Regions from separate parts of the Homo sapiens genome. Here region 1 is linked to region 2. The links are chromatin contacts, found by Hi-C in ENCODE. All regions are on one chromosome and are shown on one strand. Each heading gives the region's core, a stretch centred on a gene start or an enhancer-like site at or near the end of the contact. The rest is flanking DNA. Distances are from core to core; before and after follow the strand shown. Region 1 holds the start of SLC39A10 (solute carrier family 39 member 10). Region 2 holds the start of NAB1 (NGFI-A binding protein 1).

Region 1 (4,457 bases), core at 1,631-4,130, 5.0 Mb before region 2:
ATTCATGTGTCATAAGCAGTATGTGACAAAAAAAACTGTGCAGTATGTACCCCCTCACGAAATTTAGTTTGGCAGGGAAAACAAGATGCACATGTTATTATAAATTAGAAAATGGAAGAGAAGTAGAAATAAATCCATGAGTATTATATATAAGTAACAGAACAAAAACAACAGGATAATGTATCCCCCCCAAAGGCCCAGTAGAGACCATCAAAGCTCATTCTGGGGGTAGTCAAGGAGGGAGTGGAGGGAGAAAAAGAACGCAGACCTTCAACCACTAATGAAAGAACTGAAACATCTGTATGTAGAAAAAAGGTAAAATCAACTCACTATCATCTTCAGCCTTTTGGTTATCTCATTTAATGGTCACAGTTAAGTCCGTGAGTAGGGTTTTTGTACTTGAAGTTCAAATAGAAGATTAAGATAAGCAACTTCCTCAAGGTAAGCAAACTAATTAATAGATCAAGGTTTTGAACTTTTAAAATTTCACTCCAAAGCCCTAAATTTTTTCCAGTATTGGTCAACACTGAGGGTAGAAGGGTTGGGTGAACAGAATATTAACAAGGTAAATTTCTCTAATCAGAAGGAAATGATCATCCCAGATGCTGAATTTTCCTTGCTATAATACTACATCCTATCTTCTCCAAAAATCACTTTTGAAAAAGGCACACCCCCTAGATTAGTACTTGCATACGACACTTGAGGCCTACTCAAAGTACTTCAAATCAGGTGCTCAAAAAAAGGGAAGGACCGTGTTAGCTTTTAAGCAGTTAGAATTTAAATTGGTAACAGTAAGAACTAGTATAGGTTATCATGCAATCTATTATTGATGTCATTTCCTATGAGGTCTTCCCCAACCACTTTTTTTAAAGTAGCACCAAAGTCATTCTTGCACAGGGGTTCTTATCCAGGCGTCTATGTACGGAACGCAGAATGTTTGTAAATATGGACAGGTAAAAAAAGAAAAAGATTTATCTTAACCTCTGACATTTACTTATCTCTTCAGTTACGAATGCAGGCAAAAATTACAGCGATGTGAAATACCTGATAGCAATTTTAGATTAAATTTAAGCCAAATTCTTTAAAGATCATTTACAGTCCTCACTAATGCTTTACTAAAATATAGATGTCATATTTAATATCTTCATTATTTCATAACTGGTTTCTGTTGCAATTCTATGTATTTCATACATTTAAAACCATCATTCTGTGGTTCATCACATAAAAAAGTTAAAAATCCATACCAGCACATCATTGTTTTATTTTCTTCACAGCACTTATCACTGATATTATATGTTTCCAGTAAGGAGCCACTGGAGTAACCAGTGTCTGCAGAATGTGCGTTGTCTGGCATGGATCCAAGATCTAGAAAAAGTAACTGACTCATATTAAGGTACTCAAATATTTGTACAATAGAGTCCTAATACAAAACAATACACAGGAGTCTTGACTTGAGGCTTTCAATTGCATACTAAGTTAGAAGGAACTAAGTTCTACATCTCCAGCTTTTCCATTACTTGCTTTTTCTTAATTATGTACAATTTAGATACACATCCAAAAAGAAAACAAATACAAACCTATTCTAGTTTTGCTCCAAGAATGACTCAGTTCCAATGTAAAATTAGAGGACTTAACAGCAAAAGGCATAAATAAAAGTTTCTTTTAAAAAACAGTATAACCTACCATACTTTTTGTTTTTTTCTAACATGTGTTTTGTGTCACTGTTACTTAGAATAGGTACTCGAGTGAACGACCCTTCCAACGGAGGGCTTCAGGTTCTGCAGTGATATTTCTTCCTCGTGCCAGATCCTTAGTACAGCCCATGTGGACAGGCTCCCACGTGAACATTTCTTTACAGAAGCCACAGGAAGACCTTGAACGTCATGTTGCTCGCGCCCTGGCAAGGCCCCCGCCCTTCTTAGCTGGGGCGTTCGAGGGACCCCAGGAGAGGCAAGGAGTTCAGCAGATTCCCAGACCCGGAGAGGCGGTGCGCGAAGGTTCCTCTACGCGATCCCCCTGCCGCGCCCCACATCGCTCTCCACCTAAGGGCTTTCCGGAACAAAGCCGTGCGGCCGCGCCACCTCCGGCCCACCCGGCCTGTCCCACCGACCCGGCCCCACCCTCACCCTCAGCTCCAGGGACCCCCAGCAGGCCGAGATCTTCACACCCCCGCGCTCCGCCTCGGCTTTTCGGTTGGTCCGGGAGAAAACTAGTAGGAGCAGAGGCGCCGCCGTCCGTTAGCCTCGGTCCGGAACAGCGGTGCCGAGGCTCCATCCCGGGGTCCCCTCGCCCCATTACAGACCAGAGAGAAGGACTGGAGAAGAAAAAACCGGGGCGCTGGTCGCCAAGCCCCCGAAGACCTGCCTACAGATCCCCAAAGCCTCGCCCGCCCGCGCCTGCGACGCCATCCGCGGCCGGCGCGCAGCCCCCTAACCGCCGCCACCCGCCCAGCGGTCACTCCCCCACCCCGGGCGCGGCCCGCGAGGCTCCGCCAACCTCCACAGGAAGGTGAGGGGGGCGCGAGGCTCCGCACGCGAAGTGGATGCCGCCGGCTCCCGATCCCGCGGCCCGCAGCAGCCCAGACCGCACACGAGGAGCCGCGGCGCCCAACACTCTGCCCACCACGCGCTCTGCTTCGGCTGGCCGCCGCCGACTGCAGCAGCTGCGGGAACCCCAGCGCCCGCATCCCCGAGGGAACCAGCCCCGACTCCCCGGTTCTGTTCTCCCTTTCTACCCCCACGCCGTCCCGGGACTCGCAGTCTCCGCCGCGCACGGGGCCGGTTCTGGGGGAGGGAATGTAAACAAATCGGGGTTTTATAGTTACCTCACACTCGAGTGCCGTGTGCATCTCCTCTCCGCTCGGTACCAAACCCCGGCTGCACCAAATCGTGTATTCACCAAAGCAGACTGCGCTAACTGCGTCGCAGAAACCGGCGCGTCTGACACCCTGCTACGCTTGCGGCGTACAAGGTCCACTCAGCTCCCTGCGCAGCCGCACCCCGTCCGCCTATGGGTGCTACGCTATGGGCGTACACGCGCCACCTAGCTATTCACTTCGGATAACGCCAGTTGCGTAAAGGAGTCGCACTACTCACGGATTCCACATGGATCGTCCGAGGAATAGGAAATTCAAGTCTACGCAAACTGCGGAGTTCCGTGGCTCCGCGCTAGTTTTGTTCCAAGAAAGAACGCCGCGGGGGAGTTGGGGCGGCTTCTTAACGCATGCGTGGAGCGCCCTTTATCATTCGCCTTTTCTCCTGGCTTTCGAACGTCGGTTGCTGAGGCCTTGGGCAAGGCGAATGAGTAATGGAAGCTCTAAACCCAAACGCTTTAGCCAAAAAGCTTCAGAGTGATCAACTGGAATGTTCATCTGTATACGAGTTAAACATCTACGTTAAGTTAACCCCGCCCCCTTTGTTAAAGTAACCTTTTCAGTCTCTTAGGGCAACAGCGAACTTTATTTAGTGCTAAGTGCGAGGTGTTTTGCCTAGCTCCCCTTCCCACCCATTTAATTCTAAAGCACACTTACTGCGGGTCTTCCAAACCTAAAAGAAAAAGTTGAGTCCTGAGAACATGTCACACATGTAGAGAAATTCTCGAGGCTTTTGGCAACTTTCCAAGGTCTTCACTCCTCTACTCCTCAACTGATCGACTATTTCTTAACACTCTATGACAAAAAAATCCCGATCCAGCCAAGCAGTTCCATGGACTTGTGCCTACACCGTGCTCATTCTTGCCCTTTGCTCACGCCATACATCCCATCTAAATTGTCTCCTCCCCTCTTAAGCAACCACCAACCCACATTTTCTTAAAAGGTGACTCTGGACGTCTTATTTTTGCTTCATTACTCTGCTTCCTGGCTCTTACTTAATCCACATGTTGAGGCGTATCTGCATTCCGCCTGGGGTGCCTGTGTTTCTATATCCAACCAGAATCTACTTAACACAGCGAGTTCTGGGGGTGCCTTACTGGTGTCTAGTAGAGAAAATAAAACCATGAACAGCAGTAATCGCAGGCTTGACTGTGTGTCAAGTACTCCACATATATATTAATTTAATCACCATAACACGGTGAGGTAGGAAACTGAGGCACACAAGACTTTAACTTGCCTGGTATCACAGAGCAGGTAGAGAAAAGAGTTGGGATTTCCAAACCCATTCAGTATGGACGGCTAGGTAGTCCCGCTAACCTGCATATTATACCTTCATGAAAGAAGGTTATTTTTTGTTTTGTATCTCTACAAAAAACATCCAAAACAACGAAAATGGTGCTTGATAAATGCCTACTGATTGCCATACGTAGTTCAGAACACTGAACTACTCATATGCCCTTTTCCTTGTTTGGAAAGCCAGAGCATGGACCTCACTCCTGCTTACAAAGGGAGAAGTCCTGAGGTGTGGAGAAAAGAGATTAAGCCTGAGTCCTAGTTTCAAGTCTCACCATTGCCACTAAATGTG
Region 2 (4,540 bases), core at 1,420-3,919:
TTTCATTTCCAAAAATGTACATAAATAGCACTCACAAAAAACAGCTCCAGGCTTGTTATAATGGAATAAATGAGTCCTAAGTCTTAGGCCAATGAAACCTGACATAACTTCGGAGGCTAAGGTGGGATAATCCCTTGGCCCCAGGAGTTTGAGGCCAACCTGGGCAACACAGCGAGACCCCATGTCTATATTTTCTTTAGAAACTGACATACTTCTGTTTTCATCCAACCTGAACTTTAAATATTTAAAGTTCATTAACAAATTCATCAAAGATGTCCCCCAGTTTATAATTTCTTCTTTCAAAGAAGCATCCACAGTGCAAACCCCCAAAATCTTTAATAAACCAATAGGTTCTTAGCTATACCGTGATGAAAATACCTAATGCTTTCAGTGTTTCTCTAACAAGGAGAATAAACATCTATTAACTTTCTCATACGACAGTGGATGTTATTTGCCACTTACAAAAAAGAGATTACTCAACTGAATAATTTTGAAATAAGATGAGATAAAGTATTTTTTAGATAGATCAAGTTATTTACTAGACATATAAGCTTACTAAATGTCCTTGTAACAACCATAGTAATCCTAAGAATTTCTGTCATTTGAATTACATCCATAATTAGCAGGCAGAATAAAATAAAAATCTACAGTTCCTCAATGTTGTCATTATTACATTATTATTGATACCTTCACAAGTAACAAGAGACCATCAGAGTCGGGAAAAAAACATTTTTAATCTCGAAATGGCATATTAACTTTAGTGCAAAATGGTAAAAATAATAAAATTGAAACAAGAAAGCTTCTTCCAGAAGTTCCTTGAAATTTTCTTTCAAGACCTAATGTTCCAATATCTAATACCCAAATCAGGGATAAAAAAGGCTGACCTAGCCAGTCATCTACAAAGACTCAAGAAAACCCTTATTTGTATGTTAATACCGATGAAAAAATATAATCTTTTAAACTTAAAGATAATATTGTATGTCTTAAATGACACCAATATGGAGAAGAAAAAGCCTTTCATCTAAGAGCCACTTTTACTGGCACTCAGATTAGATCAGAAGCAGCTCTTTCAGGTCTTCAGGAAAAGCTCAATCTCCACCCAAAACAGAAAAAGCAAATCCTATGCATCCTCTCTCCTCATACTTCTTATAACCCACACACAAATTATGAAATATCATAATTCAGTATGTTGTTCAGGGAAAAATTTTCAAAAAAGTGAAAACCTAGGAAGGTAAGTCATTGCGTGAACACTTTTACAACAGCTAAGCATTTCCTACGTGACTAATCTATTTTAAATTCGGCTCCTCTGTTCCTATGCAATCTCATATTATCTATTAAAACTGCCAAAATATTTTTAAACAAGATCTGAGAATTCCTCTTTCAGCTTCTGATCTTTGCACTCTTTGAGTTGGCAGACACGTCACTGGCAAACCAACTGGTAGTGACAAGTTACTCCAAATCGACTCTTTCAGATGAAATTTTAAATTAACAGCCATCCCAAAATTTTCCGTGCCTCCCGAATCTCAGGGAGCGAGGTGTAAGTACATGCAAGTCTACGATTCCTCCCGATCACTCGCTGCAAAGCTTGGTCTGCAGAATCGACAAATGTATATTCCATCTCAACTATCCCTTTCCCCGAGATCCTGCAACATTCAGGCTTAACAGAAGTGTCATTTCCTATCTCAAGCTTTGGAAGCTCTGAGTTTGCAGACCACAAAGATTTGATAGTATTTTCAGTGTTTCTCCATGATAAGGTCACACACACACACCTCTATATCCAACGCTTGTATGTCCCACATGTGTTTCCAAATTCCTCATCGGCCTTAGAGACACAAAGAGTTTCTGGCTTCCCTGCACCTCAGCGCCAAGTTTCTGTAAGCCACTTCCATGTAAAACTCTCCTTCCGCTTTTAAAAAGAAAACTACATTCGGAAAGGGAAGATACCCAAGAAGAAAATCGAGACGGTAAGTGCAGCACTTTTATAAAGTAAACAAACAAAAAGACTGCCCTGACGAAGGTGGCTGCAAAACTCTGGGGCCGGCGCGCACAACCCACATCGCACACCCCCAGAGCGCCGTGTGACGCCCCCAGCCCCGTTAGCAAAACGGACTCGGCACCCCAACCTTTCTCGGAGGGAAAATGCACGAGTCAGGGCCGCGCTCCCCGCCGCCCTGGCACACAGAATGTCTCCGGGAATCGCCCACACGAGCCCGGGGCCGCCCTCTCCTTCCGGCGGCGGCCGCGCGGAGCCCGCTTCCCCCGGACACCGCCCCCAAAGTGCCCGCGTGGCCCCGCGACTCAGCCGCCCCAAGTTCGCCCGTGGCCGCTCAGCCGCGAAAGTGTCCCGCACTTGGCGGACCGGGAGTGGCGACCGTCCGCTCCGGTACGTACTCAGCCAGCGGCTGCAGCGGTCTTGGCGCGCTCTCCCCGAGGACTGCTCAGCCCCAACTCCGAAGCGACGGCCCCCGGCTCTCCCTCCTCTGGCGGCTGCAGGAGCCGGGACGCCCCCGCTCCCATCGAGGGGGGAAGGGAAGGTGGTGGGCGCGCTCTCTCTGCTCCCCCCCACCTCGGGCCCGCCGCTTCTTCCCGCCCACCCGCCCCGACGGCGCTCGCTTGGCCGCGGCGGCGGCGGCGGCTCCTCCAGGCTGCGGCGCGCGGGCGGCGGCGGCGGCGGCAGCGCCTCCCCCGCCGCGCCTTGCCCTCCCCTCCCCTGCCTTCCCCGCGCGCGCTACACCCTCCTCCCCCTCCCCCGCCCGCCTCCGCCGCCTCCACTCCCCCACCCCGCGCTGTCACATTGGGAGATTCCGCTCTTGCTACATTCGCCGCTCCGGCTCCCGCCCACGCGCGGCCGAGTGACGCAGATCCCGGCGTGGGCCGCCGCCGGGCGGGGGCGGGGGCGGCCGCTGGGCCCGGGGCTCGGCCCCTTCCCGCCGCCCCCTCCGCGGAATCCGGAGGACGGCCCATTCACACGGCAGCTGGGAGGAACCAAGTGGGCGCCGGGAGTGGGCGGCTCCCGCGAGTCCCGCTCCGGGCGCGGGGAGGGGACGACAAAGAGGGAGACGGGTGGGGAACGCCGCCTCCGGCCTGCTCTCCAGCTGCGGAGTGAACTGGGAAGGTTTGCAATTAAAAAAAAAAAATTATGTGTGAGGTTCCCGATATAGTATTTCAAAGAGCACACCCGCCAAATCCAACATCCTCTAGGAGGCTGACTTTAAAAAAAAAAAAAAAAAAAAAACAACAGCGCGCCGGGCTCCCCTGGCCCCCGCAGGCTCGGGGCAGAGGCGGGGAGGCAGGTGGTCCAGGTGCGCCCCTGCCCGGGGGGGCGAGGCGTCCGGCGGGAAGGCTGCAGCGACCGCATGGAGGAAGGGGCGGCAGGTGCGCGGCGCTGGAAGAACCGGCGGCTGGGAGAGCATCTCTGCCTCGCCCATCTTGCCCCCTCCCCACCTCCGCTCTGGCGTTGGGACGGGAGGAGGAGGGAGGAATGGAACCAGGGAGTCCGAAGTACAGCTTTGACAACTGTCGCGCTGGCCGGGTAATTTAATTCCAACCTTTTTAACCTCCTGAAAATCTGCCTTTTATTTTACTGTTTAATGTTTTTTGTGTCCATGGTGTAGAAAAACTACGGCGCTAGTATAGTGCTGGTGTGTGCTAAATTAGAGTTCCCAAGGCACAATATAGAATTTTTTGGTTTGCATAAACTTTGCTAACCAAAGTATTAAAGCACCTTCAAAAATGTACTTAGGCTGGCCAGGGCTCACGCCTGTAATGCCAGCACTGTGGGAGGCCGAGGCGGGCGGATCACCTGAGGTCCGGAGTTGGACACCAGCCTGGCTAACGTGGTGAAATCCCGTCTCTACAAAAAATACAAAATTAGCCGGGCGTGGTGGCGCATGCCTGACATCCCAGCTGCTTGGGAGGCTGAGGCGGGAGAATAGCTTGAACCCGGGAGGCGGAGGTTGCAGTGAGCCAAGATCGTGCCATTGCACTCCAGCTTGGGCAACAAGAGCGAAACTCAGTCTCAAAAAAAAAAAAAAAAAAAAAGAAGAAGAAGAAAAATGTACTTAAGCTATTGCCAAAAAAATTTTGGAAGTCTGTTTTTTAAATCTATATTTCAATTCTTTGCAAAAAGTGGAAAAATTAAAGAATTTTAGCATTGTGTTCTTGAAGATTAGAGAGCATTCATTAATATAAAACTACTGCAAAGACAGGTAGAATCCCATTTTAACATACACATAAAAATCAAGTTTTATAGGAGGCCATTCCCACACCCTGGCTGGCCTCCCAGAGTGTGCCTACTTCGCTGATGGGGATACAAGGCATTCTTTGAGATGGGAAATTCTTCAAACCACATCTTTATGTTGCAGCAAGGGATAGGATGATGATGATGATATTGAAAGAAAAAGACTTTAATAAAGTACAGAACCTTTTTTTTTCTTTTTGCGAAATCATGTTATAGAAATGAGTAATGCCGCAATGGAATACATATAATTAAAGTTAAATCTTTTTCTTCAGTATTAGTGACAGGTTTTGTCTGGAGTAG

What was found. Hi-C counts contacts between places; a loop is a spot of excess contacts on that map. Pooled maps may share reads with other maps.
Region 1: a map of CD4-positive, alpha-beta memory T cell shows a loop between it and region 2 (8-fold over the local background). The contact joins the promoter of SLC39A10 here to the promoter of NAB1 in region 2. A Hi-C loop is called at or near these places in 2 of 168 maps with a recorded cell type or tissue (CD4-positive, alpha-beta memory T cell and CD8-positive, alpha-beta T cell) and 7 of 50 pooled maps.

The regions. Positions count from the first base shown.
Region 1 is chr2:195,655,649-195,660,105 of GRCh38, reverse strand. SLC39A10 (solute carrier family 39 member 10) reads right to left here and starts at 2,880. Exons shown (of 10, transcript NM_020342.3): 1 at 2,825-2,880. RefSeq lists silencers at 2,112-2,211, 2,412-2,531, 2,562-2,611.
Region 2 is chr2:190,647,212-190,651,751 of GRCh38, reverse strand. NAB1 (NGFI-A binding protein 1) reads right to left here and starts at 2,669. Exons shown (of 10, transcript NM_005966.4): 1 at 2,392-2,669; 2 at 1,770-1,906. It also overlaps a transcript of NEMP2 not described here. RefSeq lists silencers at 2,159-2,758, 2,769-3,138, 3,169-3,218, 3,299-3,348, 3,359-3,408.